2 separate regions of the Mus musculus genome follow, and region 2 is linked to region 1. Evidence: chromatin loops called from intact Hi-C (ENCODE). Cell type or tissue: gastrocnemius. All regions are shown on one strand.

What was found. A loop is a pair of places that touch in the nucleus more often than their neighbours do. Peaks named below come from ENCODE experiments on the same cell type or tissue, not always from the same donor. Only the 100,000 strongest peaks of a DNase experiment are listed, where the experiment ranks them.
Region 2: it touches region 1 in a loop (2.7-fold over the local background); 12 of 42 quality-filtered maps call a loop at or near these places.

What each region holds. Positions count from the first base shown.
Region 1 is chr9:34,844,227-34,852,226 of GRCm38, forward strand. All of the region lies in intron 1 of Kirrel3 (kirre like nephrin family adhesion molecule 3), which reads left to right. It overlaps Gm33561 (a long non-coding RNA gene), which reads right to left. Exons shown (of 4, transcript XR_001779121.2): 1 at 4,796-8,000. Among named protein-coding and RNA genes, the nearest start is that of Gm33561, 7.0 kb to the right of the region's middle. In gastrocnemius, a CTCF peak has its summit at 3,656; DNase peaks (open chromatin) are centred at 3,646 and 7,123.
Region 2 is chr9:34,495,849-34,503,848 of GRCm38, forward strand. All of the region lies in intron 1 of Kirrel3 (kirre like nephrin family adhesion molecule 3), which reads left to right. Among named protein-coding and RNA genes, the nearest start is that of Kirrel3, 11 kb to the left of the region's middle. In gastrocnemius, a CTCF peak has its summit at 2,979 (motif pointing right); DNase peaks (open chromatin) are centred at 2,486, 2,984 and 4,862.

The DNA.
Region 1 (8,000 bases):
TACTGAACACTGGTCTGTTACTGTTGCTCATCACTCTAATGTCTGCTGAATCTGTGTGCAACTTCATCCGTTAGAATGTCAGGATTATAGTCCTCAGGATGGTATCTGATGCACATAAGCTTGAGGACACTAATTTCAAGGAGCATGGTGGCAAGGGATCACCCAACCTTGTAGACCCCTTCCAAGTTACCTAACGTGGCTAAGAGAAGGCTTGTTTTTCTGACCTCAGTTCTCAATCCCTGGAGGGTCTCAAGACCCAATTCTATAAAAACCTGTATTTCACAGGGCCAGTGTGCTTACCCTAAGCCCTGATATAAACTCTCATCTTAACGGGCTTCTGATTCCAAACCCATTTATCTAAACAGCAAAGAATCGTCTACAGCATCCCGTCCTACATGTGCCAAGAGCACAGATGTTCTTTGAGAATTTCAGACATGTACACAGTGAAATATTAACACATATACTGCCCTTTCTACCTTCCAACTCTGCCTGTATCTTCTTCAACACATGTTTATTCTAATGTCATGTCTTCTTTTTGAGTGACTGACTAAGTTCAGTTGGTCTTACCCTTGTGTGTATGAGTGTGTGGTCATCTGCTGGGGTATGGAAAGCTTGCTAGTGGCCATACCCTAAAGAATGATTTTTTTTTTCCTGACTTAGCAGCCAGGAGCTCCTCTATAAGGGGTAGGTCCTAGAGATCATCTCCCCCATATATACACAGCTATTGGCTTGATCTTGAGTAACACTTGTGCGGGTAGCCTCAACTGGTGTGTGTAGACACGGTCACAATGCTCATGCCATTCATGCCCAGATGAAAGCCTTTCACAGCACTCCTTCCCGTCCTTGGGCTCTTAAATTCAGGCTCTTCCTCCGTGTTCCCTGAGCCTTTCTGGGGGTTATTGAAGCTAATAAAGTATCCCACTTAGGACTGAGCGCTTAGCCCCTTATTCTCTCCATTGACCTATACTCACTGTTAAGATAAATAAACAAATAAACAAATAAACAAACAGGTGTCTCCAATTAAGATTGAGAGCAGCCCATGTCTGTAGGTATAAATAGAAATATTTAGAAGGCAATTTCATAACTTTATCATTTAACAAAATACAGGTTCTGACTTAGGACTTAGGACCCCCACGTTGTAGAAGCATAAAATTCCCTCCTGTTGAGCAGACTTCAGATCCAATCAAAAAGCATCCAGTAACCCCATAACAGTCATGCCACTATTACAGTAGTGGGGCACATCTTGGCTGATATGTCAGAACTGTAGCATGGAATGTCGAGTGCTGGATAAAACTATTAATGTCTGCTCTTCCAGCAGCCTGAATAGCACCTTCCAGCATTATGAAACCTAACCAACTGGGTGAAAGATTATCAGTCAATTAGAGATCTATTCCTCTATGTCCTGAAGTCAAAGTAAAGACAAATCTTGAGCACTGAAGTTCAAATTTGAAAACAAAAATAGGTAAGCAAAGAAACGTCATGTCTTTGGCAACCCCTATGATTAACAACAGATGGACAGTGTTCTGGAACTCTACAGAAAAACTCTTTTTTATCTGCCGTGGTTCTTGGGGGCTAGTGCGATGGGTAGGTGTTTCCTGAGCAGCAAAGAGGGAGGAGGTGGTCCAATCATGGGGAATTGCTTATTTGCAGGGTTAGGAGGTTAAACAGGTCTGGAACAACAGCAATGTTCAGCATGCTGGGAAGAACAGGGACAGGATAGGAGACTGTGCAGCCTGGGAGTGAGGATGTACCGGGAGCATGTTTATTCTGAGGAGAGATGGAGAGGCTGATGGAGGTCTTCATTCTAGAGAGTGACACGATCAGATTCATCTTTCAGATAATGTGAGAAGCAGTGCAGAGAATGAACCTGAGTGTAGGAAAGATTGGGCAGCCTGCAGAATTTGACTGAAATGGGGATTTGTTTGAGAGTAATTGATTCCTTCCAATTACTGACCCTGAGTGTCTCAGTGAAGCTTTTTAGAAGGAAATATCACTTGCTCCTGGCCATATATTCAAGTGGATTTCAGAAATCGTACTGGCAAGTATCAAGAATAGACCTGTATGAAATCCCAAGACCCTACTTTTAAGCCTAGTCTGTAGCTACCTGGATGATTGACCTTACACAAGTCCCCTGCCCTCTCTGAATGCAATCTCTGTGATCACATATGTCCAGTTAAGTGGTAGCAGGATTGGGTGGAATCATGGTGGTCCTGCTATGTTGTTATTGCAGCTGTGGACAGCAAGGGAAGGAACTTTTCTTATTCCTACAACAGGGCACAGTCTGAAGTCCCCAGACTTAGCAATATCTTAGCTCCTTTTCCTCCCAGAGGCCCTGTCCCATGATTGGCCCCAAGTCAAGCATCTTGAGGTTGCCCTGCATTACATCATAACAGATGTTATTGATGTCTGGGAATTACTCAGCCCTTTGAAAACTCACAGCCACAATATTTGTCTCCATTAACATCCATGGCAGCACTTCAGTGAATCAATAGCATACTTAATGCTGAATTACACAACGTGTAGCCTGGGCTTGGTGAGCCTAATCTGTCAGGTGACCTACCCAGGAGGGTGTCCCTGACTACTCTGGGGCCACCTGAATGGAAAGGAGAGAGAGTTTCCACACTGTACAGACATGTACTTGTTTGTCTGCTGAAAATAAACATCTAAGTCTTAGCCTTTCCAAACATAATTGCATTTTAAACACCTGATGGCACTTTCTTCTTCTGTCTGGCGGGAGTGATTCATGCTTCGTGTTCTAAGAAAGATCTCAGGTTTTGTTTTTCTCCCATGCAGAAATCAGAGAAGAAAAAAATAATCTGTTTAAGGAGAAAAGAGATGATCTGGGGACACACAAACTTCACCTCTCTCTCTGGCACCCCCTGTTCTCCCTGTCATCTTCCTCCTTCTTTATTCCTATTGATTTGGATCCAAAAGGCACTGTCCTCATTTGTGTCCTGACTTGTCCTCCAGGGATCTCAAAGCACTAAATCCACATCATCATCATCATCAGTGAGGAGGGACCCTCTTGGCTCCAGGTAGGAAGCAACATGGCAGGCCAGGAGAGCCTCACTCCTCAGACACTCCATTTTGCCTGTGTCTTTCATTCTGGCCAGTTAGCACTCACATGCAGAGAACCACTCACTGTGAGTTCTTCAATGTCCTAAGACTTCTACCGGCAGCACCTTCGGAGCTGAGCAGGACAGGCTCGATGTGTTTAATAGCAGAGGGAGGGGGGACTTTTTTCTGTAGTCTGCTGAGGATACAGATCTCCATGTATGTGTCTGTTTTCCAACTTGATGTTCCACGGTGACTTTCCCTTTATGATGTTTAATTTTAAGTGCTGACTTGAAAGCCTATGCACAGACCCTGGGCACAGGCACCCCTCTCCTTCCTTACAACCCATCAGCTTCATGTGGTCTCATTTGCTCCTTCGTATTGGTTTCCCTCTCCATCAAGACCACACAGGAACTTTGGTGATCACAAAGTCCCAGGTTTGTCTCAACCTCAGCTAGAATACGACATCATCCCTTCCTCCCTATGAATTTGAAATTAGAGTGAAATGCAGCACGTACAGGGAAGAGGGTCCCTGCATGCCTTCAAACAATCCATACTGAGGCAGCATGCTGATTTAAACACTGACCCCTAGGGGCTGTGTCAGACACTGCAAGGAGGGGCAAGTTTGCTCATGGAGCAGTCTGCTTCTGTCTTCAGCTTCCCTCCCCATGACATGTTCATAGATCTTCCACTGTGTGGGTGTATTTGAAAAACGAAGAGTTTGGGTTTTGTCACCGTAGACAAATGACTGCCTATTTCTGTTTTCCGAACCTAAATAGTGGGTGATTCTTTGTAAGTTATAAGTATATAGTATAAGTATAGTATAAGTATAGTAGTTAGTTTAAAGCCTTGGAAGCTAAGTGTTGTGATGGTTAGTTTTTTGTGGGACCATCTCTAAGTAGCACTCTGGCCTTAGGAGTGATAGTTAACCTGTCCATGCCTGCTGGGCAGGCAGGGAGCTAAGGGGCAGGAAAGATGCTCAATGGTTAAGGAAATGTACCACTCTTCCAGAGGGTCCCTAGCATGCGCATCAGGTAGCTCATAATTTTCTGAAACCCCAGCTCTAGGAGGGTCTGGTGCCCCTGGCCTCTACAGGCACCTGTATTCATGAGCACATAACCACACAGAAACACACGTACATACACATAATTTAAAGTGATAAAAATAAACATTTTTAAATAAATGAAAGAGTTAATATTAGTATATCTCTTAGCAGGGTATGTAATATAAGCAGTTGGGAGTCTGACGCTAGAGACAGAGAGAGGTCAAAGCCAACTCCAGACTATATGGTGAGACTTGATACCTACCTATGAGATCTACTGTGGGCATTTATGCAATTGTTGCTGATGAAGCACTAGGCACAGACAGTTAAGACAGTGAGAAGTGGAATCAGGACTCAGAAAAAGCTGCTGTACTTAACTCTAGTAGAATCTGAGCCCCCAGATATCAAGAATCTAGTCTCCTGTAAAGTATAATGAAGAGTTAGCCACACTGAGAGCTGGTTAGTATGAGACACATGGTTCCCTGTGTCCCTCAGTAACAGCCAGGAGGACTCTCAGGGGCTGTCCTTCCTATACTCACCAGCCAGACTCCTTTCCCAACTCCTGCATGGTGACCCTCTGTTCTGCAGACCCAAAACCTTTATCTAAAGAATGGGGGTGTCAAGTCAACCTGAGATCAAATAAATCACCATTTTAAACAACATTTAGAAAGCATCTTGAAAAGACATTTTAAACCTTACCCAGAGGTTCCATGACTTTCTCTGAAAACACCGGGTTCTCCACAAGCCAGTTCAGCATATGGATAATTGCCATAAACCAAGTACGTTGTACGAGCCACAGGCCTCTCAAAAGGGAAGCAAAACAAAGAGATAGATGAAATCTCTTGAGGCTCCTCAAAGATGCAACTCATAGTGGTCCTCCCAATCTGACAACACCTCGAACACCCTGGGATAGAGCAATGTCCAGATAGTGCCCAAGATCAGAGACAACCTCCCCTTTCACACACCCCAGACTCTAGGAATGAACATTTTTCCACCCATCCTGAGCAAGATCATTATCTACAGAAGGCTTGAGAACCATGATAGCATATCTCATTTTGTAAAGCACATTAAGGCTAGAGTGTGGCAGTGAAACATATCTAAAACCATAGGGTAATATAATAAAATCAATAGGGATTATTAGGAGCAAAGTGTTATATCTGAGGCAATAAAGCTTTGGAAATCCAAGAAAACAATGTTCTTGTAAAGCTGTAACAAATGTCTGTGATTTAATCACTAAGCAAATAACATGGCATTTCGATGAGTTTTAGACTTTCATGGTATAAAACAGGCACATTAGGGATTCATCCAAGATGTTTCCCACGAAGACTCTATCTCAGAGTAGCATCATTTTGACAATTTGTGCTTTTAAATAATCGTGTATTGTTTTCTTCATAGATCTAATTTTTAAGCCTCTGGCATGCTTTTAAGATATCATTTACTATTAGTCTATCACAAAAGTCTCAAGCCTTTGAACACATGAAACTGTTTTTCAGAACTTTCTTCCAACTTCAGAGAAAAGGCAAAGAGACATGGGAATTCCTAGAGGAACTCGATTTTCTTAGCTGTTTTCCCTTCTGCTGGATACTAATTGCAAGACATCCAAATGCCAGTTTAGAACATAGGAAGCCATTTTGCTTGAAGTTCTCATCACCTATTTAAATAACCCAAATCAAAAGGGGCTCTCTGCACCCCCCCTACTCAGAGCTGTTCTGAATAGTCAAATGAAGATTAAACTCTTGATTTAAGTAGCTACATCTTAGCAGTAATTAACACGTACATCAAATACTTTTTCCCTTTGATATGATATGGTACTAGAATTTAAACCCTGATGAAGGTGCCAAAATTAACTGCAATGGGAAATGAATAATAATTCTTTTTCAGATGACTTTGCCCTTTGCATTAGCTATGTTCAAGGTCTTTACCAGGTTCTGTCCCTACTCATAGGAAGTTTGCAAGTCAGTGGCATAGTTCAGTTCCAGAAACCATCAGTCCAAAAAGGAAAGGAAAAGCAAAAACATCCCCCTACCCCACCCACGCCCGCTTTCCAGCCATCTCTCAATACGGTCTCTCCCTCCAAGCTGGGCAGCATCCCTTATCAGTTCCTGATCTAAGAAGAAAACAGAGGTTGTTGTCTTTGGGTTTGAATGATTTATAAGAAACTAAAGAAGGAATCTTAAGTGAAGTATGAGACGTGACGAAGTGATAAAGGTATCTGTAAAGGCATTTGCAGCAGCGAGAAGAGAATGAATGGGGGACCAGAGTGGGATGCATTTGTAGTTTCTGCTTAAAAGCCTCTTGATTTAACTTTCTGTTCCAATAATCCACAAGGAGAAGGGTTTACTGAAGACATTAATGAAAGAGGATGAGGTATGTCGATGAACCCAGAGGCCCCATGTTAAGAGCATCTGGTCTATAATGACTTAGTCTAGTCTTCTTCATTAATGAGCAAACTTGGAATTAACAGTCCTTCGGAATCCTGAGTTGATCAAAACTATGTTTAAAATCTGTACTTGGAGCTCGCTCATGTATTCTCAACATGAGGCTTAGACAGGAGGCTCATAGGTTTTAGTCCACCTGGACATTATAAGGAGTACAAAGCCAGCCTGTCTCAAAAGCATTTAATGGTAGGTGCTACATTTTACTAAGAATGGGACAAACTAGATCAGGCAATTAAGATGGTGAGCTAGATATCCAAGGGCCCGATGAAACACCAATCGCTCTTGAGAAAGAATTCCATGGGAATGTCACAGAAATAAGTTTCTGTGGTTTATCTTGGCATGGTTTGGCTTGGCTTTTGGTGCAGAGGTCATTACAAGAACTAGATTTGATCAATCTGGAGAGACAGAGACAAATAGGAGACAGAACACTCTGGCCAATACTTTAAATTGCCTCCCGCAATCCAACCTCTACACAGCGTCACGTTAAAGATTTTAATCATATTATGTCATTTCCTCACTAAAGCCCATCTGATGGCACCCTGCCACTTAGGAACAAATGCAACCCCCTCCCTCTCTCCTCACAATGGGAGGTGGGCTCTCTTCCATCTGGCTCCTGCCTCCCTCCCCATGTTCCTCTCCTACCTCTCTTCCACCCTTTCCTAGTTGATGCTTCTGCTGTCCGACTACTATGCCAAACTCAGGTCTCCTCTCAAAGCTTGGACAGATCCTCTTTATTCTGCATCAATTCCTCCCCACTGCCAGAGCTTTGGAACATCTGTCCTTCTTATTCTACAGGACTCGGCTCATCTGATAGCTCTCTACGAGGATCTTCCCTGACCCTTTAGTTTAAAGCACTCCCTATGGCCACGCATGCTTTACCACTGTCTCCTTCTCTCTAGTACCTTTAACTCAGTTTATTTGTTGTTATATTTTCTACTACTTATTTCTCCCACTAGAGATCAAGATCCAGGAGAGCCAAGCTATGGTCTGACTTACCAGTCCAGGAGTAGTGCCTAATACATAATAGACATTTATCAAATATTCCGTAAATGGACAAATAAAGTAGCAACCAGAATAACTGCTGCTTCGTAACCTAACCAATGACTTCCACCAGTAGGTATCCTGTTTGCATACACATAACTCTGTCACAGAGTTGAAATATCACCAGCTCTATGTTGTTTGAGTTTATACCCCAAGGTATCATATATGGGAGCTTGGTCCCTTATGAATACTATTGAGAGGTGATTGTAGTAAGAATTTTGGTTTCTTTGAAAAACACAGAAATATGGTTTCATTTTGATCCCAGCTGTAGGACAATGGGGCTGCTTCCAACTGTCCACAGTAGGTAACTATGATTTGCCTTATGCGCTAGCAGGGACATGATTTTGCCAGTTGCATATAGTTTCTGCAATTGTGTGATGTTTGGAATTCTGCAAACTTTTCAGAGGGTATATAAATGTTAGAGG
Region 2 (8,000 bases), 350 kb before region 1:
GGTAGGTGTGGTGTCAGAGACTGCTGTGGAAATAGGTGAGGCCATATTTCTGGACAGAGAGGCAACACTTCCACGAAGGCTATAGAATGATGCTCTACAAACAGCAGAGACAGCCCAGGGCATCATAAAAGGGTGTCCAGAAGAGATGCCATGCGTGCTTGCTCTTAAAAGATGTATAGGTGTGCTCTGGGTAAAGCATGAAGCAAGTAGTCCGGGCTGTACCTGGGAGTGTGCACAGGCAGGAGGACTGAAGAGAATATGGCATACTTAGCAGCAGAGCCTAGAATGGATGTGTTTGAAAGGAGAGAGGAGCCTTGGGGAAGGCAAAGCTGGCTGGCTCATGGCTGTGAATAACATGATACATGTTTTAAGGATGGATTGACAGGATGAAGTCAGTATCTTAAAAGATGGTTAGTAGTTTGGGGTCTGTCGTCCTCTCCATATCAGAGCTGTGGGGATTCACTTGTTATTCTTGGTAGTCTCTGTACTTCCCTGAGGCTGAAAACTTGTAGAATTGAGTGGAAGTACACTTTCCTCTTTCCAGATCATCTTTCTTTATGGCTGGTATGTTCAGATATGGGAAAGTGGACAATAAAATAGCAATGGGGAACCTAGTTAACTGTTGGTCTGCCCACCCAAGGGAAGGCAGATAAGAGGTGCTGAGGAGAGCTCAAAGCACCAGAGGCATGGAATGCTGGGGACACCTGAACTATGGGTGGTTGGAGGATATGAGGGATGGGAGTTAACTCTTTCTGAAGACCCCTGAAGGATACAGGGACAGAGCAAACACAGCAATGAGGAGGAACAATAAGTCAGAAGGGAGGAAGAAGAGAAGCTTCCCTGGGGCATTCTGCTGGCAATGTCTTTCTTGTTCTCAAGAAAAAGTAAACTGTAGGCATCAGGGGAGCCGAGGTAGCACCTTAGAGGGCTCTATTCAAATGTCAGAAATGTTTCACAAGTCTCCCATGCAAAGGAGCCTTCCATTCAGGAGTAGAGAATATATGTCCTCAGATTTACCCATGTCTTCTGTGCCTATTCTCTCCAGGAACCTATGGTAGCTGGCAGGAAGCTCAGTGGGGGGGGGGGGGGACAAAGCCCCTAAATGTCCTACAAGAACTAGTCAGCGGCATTTTCAAAGCCTTCGATTTCTGACTGTCTTGTCTGAGGCTGGCCTGTTGAGCAGGACTCTATTGTGAGTGTTTTCAAAGATGAATTCAGGTCATCAGGAATGCAGGACGCCAGCTGGTAAGAAAGGACAGAAGAGTGGTTGAGGACTCTACCTCTTAGCAACAATTGGGTTGTTTTGGATAGTTTTCTAGGAGGTAGATCATGTATTCAAGATCTCTTTGGTACCTAGCAAATTCTTTTGGCCGTGTTGATGATAATAGTAGTAACAATACCTCTGTTTGCATAATGATGGCTAGGATAATTAGCATCTATGCAAATCTTCAGAAATACAGTGCACAAGTAGCACCCCATTTTATCGAAATAGCAACGGAGGCAGGTTGGATGCTGTCAGCCCCTAGAAAGGTGATGTCTGATCAAAGTTCTTCCCAGTCTTGTTTTGTGTGGGTTGGTGCTTCATGGAGGAGCTGGTAGCTTCCGGCTGCTTCAGATCATAAACATAAACTATGCATTAGAAGATCAGATGCTGGGATGGAAGGAAAACCTTGTTCTCATCGCTCACCTCCCCCCTCCCCCCGCACACACACACACACCACCAGCACCACCACACCTCTCAGAACTGTAGGTGGGCCTCACTATGAAAATGCTTTCCTACTAAGCTTTATCTCTTGCACGTTTGTATATTTGTGGTAATCATCCATATGTGTCCAAGCATAAAGAGGGGATTTTAGCTGTTCCTTAGAAAGATCGAGGAGCTCAGTGCCAGGGTTGACCTTCAGACGGTAACCCAGCCTTGTAGTCCTAGTTCTTTATGATCCCAGACTCTGACACATTTCTGAAGTTTGTCTTTACCCCAAAGGCTCAAAGTTTCCAGAGCACTAGTGCCTGGGAAGTGGCAAGGCTGAAATGTAGTCAAGAAGTCATTTGTGTACTTCCCTTGTTCTCTTCTCCACCTCTACTTCCACCTTTAGATATCTGTAAATCAAGGAGCTTATCATAATCAGTTGGTTAAAATATCCTACCTTTTATCACGCCAGTGTCTAGCATTCAATTGGCTACCTAGAAGTCTCTGAATAAATTCAAAACTATCAGATGAAATATAAGAGTTAAGGAAAGGGAAAAAAAACCAGAACCTGTGATGTCAGCACACATAAAGATGTTGAAGTGCCCAAGTTAGAGTCCCAGGGATGCTTAAAGTTTATTTAAAGGTATTTCTCCAAGGAAGACCTCGGATGCTCACAAGTCACCAGGGATGCTGCCAAGAGAAACATCCCCTGGCAAGCCACTCACTTCCTGGGCTTCAGCAAGGAACCCTTGTGCCCTTCTGTTCTCCAATGCATGTCAGTGCCCATTTCTGTCAGTCACCTGCAAATGTCACAGGTGACTTCACTCTGGTGCAGTGTGACAGTCCACCTGTCACCCTTGGCAATGCTGGGAGCTATGACAGCTTCGGAGTCACACTGGGGCTTAGTTGACTCTCTGGGTAAGTAAGCATTCAGGGAACAAAAAGTTAAGTATGCATCCAAGTACTGTACAAGAAGGCTTTCATCCTCTGCTGCCTAGTTGCCTAGTTGCCTAGCTGCCCTGACGACTAAGGAGAAACCACCACTTAATCCCCCAGTTGCTCTGTTCCCTATATTGTGAGACTTGCACTTTTCTATGCCTTGGTTATAAATGTTAGGGTTCACTCCATGTTTAAGTTGAACTTCAGCTCTTTGGGAAGCTTGCTTCTGAAGCCATTTTCTCACACAGGGTGCTGAGCCTTTAAGAGAGTCAACTGCTGAGATGGGAGTTAGCAAAAATGTTTGGGGAATCAGACATACGAAGAAGATTGCAGTCCCCAAGTCAGCCTGATGGTGGCAGCAGCCGCGCTTGCAAAGGAGTGAGCCCAGCGTAACCTGCAGAGGGATGGGTGCCCAGTGGTTTAAGGCACAGCAGGGCTGCCTGAAGCTGGGCCCTTCTGCCACCTCATCCCACCCCGAAGGGGTGCAGATGAAGAAGTAGCCACAGTTTAACCTCCCAGGGAGAGGCTGGATTCTACTTTTCAGAGCCCACTAGGTAGTGAAAGTAGAATGTTCAGAGGAATTCCTACACAAAGAGGCTAAAGCTAGGTGGGTTCAATTAATAATGCTCAAGGGGTCCTGGAAGAACTGCACAAAGGAGATAGAGCAATTGCAGTTCACCAGCATTTCTCTGCAATGAGGGCTTTTCCTGAATGTATTGAATCTCAGTCCTCCCCCAGAGGGGTTAGCCACAGAAGGTGTCTTCCTTGAGCCGGCATTCGCTCTGTTAGTCCTGAACCCTCTACTATTCTCCATGGTTCCAAGTGCTTCACACCCCATCAAAGTGGGTGTGCTGTTCCCATGCTGCAAAGTAGTATCCTTATTCCTGGTGCCTTGAGCAGGCTGTTGAGGTGAATTCTGTTTTCATCTCTGGAAAGAGATACTAAATTCGAGGGACACCATTCGAGGAAACTTGCCACCAATTGCATGTGTTTAATAGGGTGTCCTTCTAAAATGTCAATGCCAGGCTAAAAGCAGGTATACTGTACTATGCTCTTCAGGACAAACGGTAGGAGGGTGGCCCCAAAACTCCTTACCATCATTCTTTCTAGTAATCTCCAATGTGCCAGCTTGCCCTTCAGAGTTATGCGATGTACCTGAGCGCCCCCCTCCCAAGTTAGTCCATGCATCAACAATTGAAGTTGTGGAGATGTGATGAAGGAAGGACGGGACCATTGTCAGGGGTATACCACAGTCTTGCCTGGTCTGCATGACCCAAGTGTTTGGTAGAACGGGTCATTGATGTTGCTTGAAGTCATCGGATGTCATGTGACCATTCTGTTGATTTAGGTTGTTAGTGGAATTTTCTGTGAGGTTTGCCTAAATCCAAACCACATTCCTTACTGGACTCACCATTGTAGTCGTCCATTGCTGTTGTTATTGCAATGAGGTGAGCTGTTACCTGCTCAATGTGTCTTTCCAGCTGCTGTTCCCAGGCATAGAAGGCAGCAAAGTTAGAGAGAAGATATTTAGTCTTCAGTGAACAGGGAGATTAAGTGGTGAATGGCAGAGACCATCTAAGCAGTTTCTGTCAAAACAGAAAGGTTTTTGCATAAAAAAAGTCAAAGCCTTAGTCCAGATCACAAACCATTCTAGTCTTTGTGTATAATTTTAGGACCTGATGAAAATATTAGACACCCCTCCTAAATTAAGATTTGCTGTAACGATAAGACATGTGACCTTGGCTTTGTTGTTTTCCTAGTCCCCTAGCTTGGTCGCATACCATTCTTTTCACAAGCCAGGTTTCTAGTAGAGCTTTGGGTTCTCACCCTGAACGTGGACTGGGAAAGGAGAAGCAGTAGAAACCTCAGCCAGATCAGTAATAGCCTTGGATGCTGCTGTCTGGTATTTTTATATTCCCTGAAACCTGTGGCTACTGAGTCAACTGGACCAGCTGTGGAAAAGCATCCTTGAGGTCTCAGGATCAGGTCCTTGGTTGAGCCTTGTATATATTCTCTGACTTAGCACTGTAGCAGCCGAGTGAAGCAGGGATGGCTAAACCCATTTGCTAATGATAACAACCGAGGCTTTGCCTGAAGATCACATAACTGTCAAGTGACAGGATAGAAGACCCTAAGAGCCCTGTCTTCCAGGTTGTTGGGAAGGATATCAGTCACGATGTTGTTTTGGCAGCCCTGTGAGTGTCTATGAGCCAAGCAACCTAGTGTGACCTGCGATTCTCTTCTGTAAGGTCTACGTGGGATGGGAAGAGCTGAGAACACAGAGGAAACGTCTTCTCCTGCACAAAGGGATGAAGACAATATGGGGAGCTTCCCAAGTGGCTTGTCACTCTGTCCCTCCGCCAGCCAGTTCCAGTTTAGCTTAATGTTTAGAAAAGCAAATGCTCATTTCTTAACAAGCATCCATCACACCCAACTCCCTCCCCTCTAACTTCCCTTCAACAGATTTTTTTTTTAATTAAACCCCATTTGGCCCAGGGAGAGGTTAGGCTTGTGTTTGCTCTGTGATCCGAAAATGATACTACTCTACACAAAAAAGGCATTTCACGACATCAAAATTGTTCTCTCTCTCTTTCTCTCTCCCTCCCACCCTCCCTCCCCTTTCTCTCCCTCTAAGTCTGTAATAGTAAAAATGCCAGGAGACTATATAGTTCTGAAATGATTAATAATGGTCATTAAAAAGAAGTGAAAAAGAGTCTTGGAAGGCGGGCGAGCCTGAATGTCATTCGGCTTCCGATTCTCCTCACTTTGGCTTCAGCAGAAAGCTTACCTGGTGTTAGAAATCTCTTTGGAAGGTGACACGTATCTGCCTAGGCCATGCTTAAAATCATAATATTGGCTTAAGATAGACACTTATGATAAACTAGTGAAACATGAAAGTTCCCTGAGAGTTTAAAAGCACCTTTAAGATAGAATCAGAGCAAGAATGCAGGGCAGATAGATGTTGCCATGGAAGACGTCAGATTCTGGCTTTTCATCCTGTGGCCTGAGCCCCTTCCTCGGCCACAGGGGTGATATTCGAGCTGCACTGTCAGCCAATGGTTGCCTGGGCTCCAAACTCTCACAAGTGCCCCCTTTCCAGGCTTGAAATTTGCTTTGTGTTTTCTCTTCACCAAACCAGGGCAGGAAAAAAAAATTCACAGACAGGTATTCATGCATTGTAGGCAAAAAATAACATTTAGAGTTACCCAGAATCAAATCCCATTCAGAAACCGTTATTACCCTCCTCTTCTGGTCTCCTGCTAAAATAATACAAAACCCTACATTGCCTTCCCAACCTTAGAAGGCGTTCTAAGATCAATAACCAAATTCATGCCAAGGAAAATGTTTAAGAGTTTTCTACTGTTATTTATTTAGGTTTTAGTTAGATTATCCTTTTCACTCCTGTCATTGATTTTTGAACTGATGTGAACTCTATTGGCTTTGCTCATTCACAACTGCAGAGAAAAGGGGATCTGGTGGTGTGGTCACATATCCCTCTATCGGTAGATACAAACGTAATGTATGTAATCTTAGCTGGAAACTCTTTGATATGTCAGAGGAGTGTTCCAGCCTTCTTAGGGCTCCCAGCTTCTCTGTCACAGTGCTTTTCAACATGTAGGCTGCAGGTCAGCTGGTTCACCAGTAGCAGCATCCAGGGGGTAGAAGAAAGAGTTCTCAGGATTCAAACCTAAATCAGAGACTCTTGGATTTGGCCCAGCAGCCTGTACCTTAATGACCCCCCCCCCACACACACACATATGTGCACACACATACACACAAACACACAAACATACAGAGAGAGAGAGAGGGGGGGGAGGGAGGGAGAGAGAGAGAGAGAGAGGGAGGGAGGGAGAGAGAGAGAGAGAGAGAGAGAGAGAGAGAGAGATAGGATTTGAATGAACTTGATGCTTCTCGGTTCTGAATCTGGCGTCTGTGCCTTCTTGCCTCGCCGGCTCTTGCGTGAACACTGCTGACACCGAGCCCACAGAGGTTTGAGAGATGCTTCTCACCAGAGGATTTAAGGTGACTCAAGGGAGCTACTGCTAATGGTTTTCATATTACATTACCCTCGGGTGATTTGTCGCTGGAGAGAATGGAACCAAGGATTTACACGGAGCGAGCCCTGAGTCTAGGAAACCCAAACTCACAGTGAGATCAAGCACACGGGAATGGGGACATGGCACTTATGCCAGGCTGTCATCACTGCCTTCCTTACAGCTTAGAAGAAATAAATGAAGAGCCCTTCTTCTCAATGGGACTTTGAGGCCTGTCCCACCTCCATAGAACGGGGAAAGCTGCGTAGTGATCTACGCTGACGGGGAAGAATGCAGCTAAGCTCGGGCATCGCTTGTCTTCACCTGCACTTTAGAATGTTTATTTTAAACTCAGCGCTGTACACTAGAGATGCACAGGTTCATAAAGGGAGAGTTTCGGCTTTGTAGAGTGAAGAGATTCAGAACGTCTATCATAATGCACCACAAGAGTTCTCATTTTATATTTGAGAGAAAAAAAAATCTTCAAGGTCAATACCACCATAGACATTGATATTCATTTCATTGTGAACTGGGATCTGCTAGCTGCTTACTGTCATTTTATTTTTCAATTCATAAAAAAAAAAATAGATGTTCTCATCACTAGGCCTCTGGGCCTCTTTCTTCAATCCAAATCACTAAAGGGGAACCACATGTCTGAGTTGCTGAATCCAGCAGCCACTAGGAGGGTGACGGAAGCCAGTGGTGCTCAAAGGCACTCTTCTCATCCCACTTATACAGCAGTGTGGATTTTCGAGTGGCTCACAAAGACCCAGGTATTAAAGTCATAGTCTCCAGGGCATTACTATAGGGAGGTAGTGGATGTTTAGGAATGGGTGCAGCAGAGGCTTTCGGACCTTTGGGGATGTGTCCTTGAGAGAGATCAAAAGATGATGGCCCCTCATTTGTTTCCTGGTGAGGAGGTGACTGACTGGGTTCTACTGCCTGTGCCCCATTATAGTGTGCTGACCTGCCCATCATGGACAGAGCCCCACCCCCAAACCTGTAGGCTTTTCCTTTTATAAGTTGATGATCTTAGGTTTAGGGCTGGGGACAAATGGGGAGAAAGAGAGGAGGCAGGTAGACAGAAGAAAAAGAGAGCAGGCACATGTGGGAGACAGTTTGGCCTCCAGATCTTAAGACTGTAGTGTTATTTTGTTTTTAAAGTCACAATATTACTTCTCCTGATCTGGGACCGTGAGGCACTCCTTATACTTGAAGAAGTTTGGAAGGGTCCATAGCCAAGTGTGTAGGGATGGAGAAAGACACACAGGAGATCTGGCTTCTGTACAGGTACATGATATTCCTTGGCTTTTGGAGGGAAAACCATTCAGGATGAA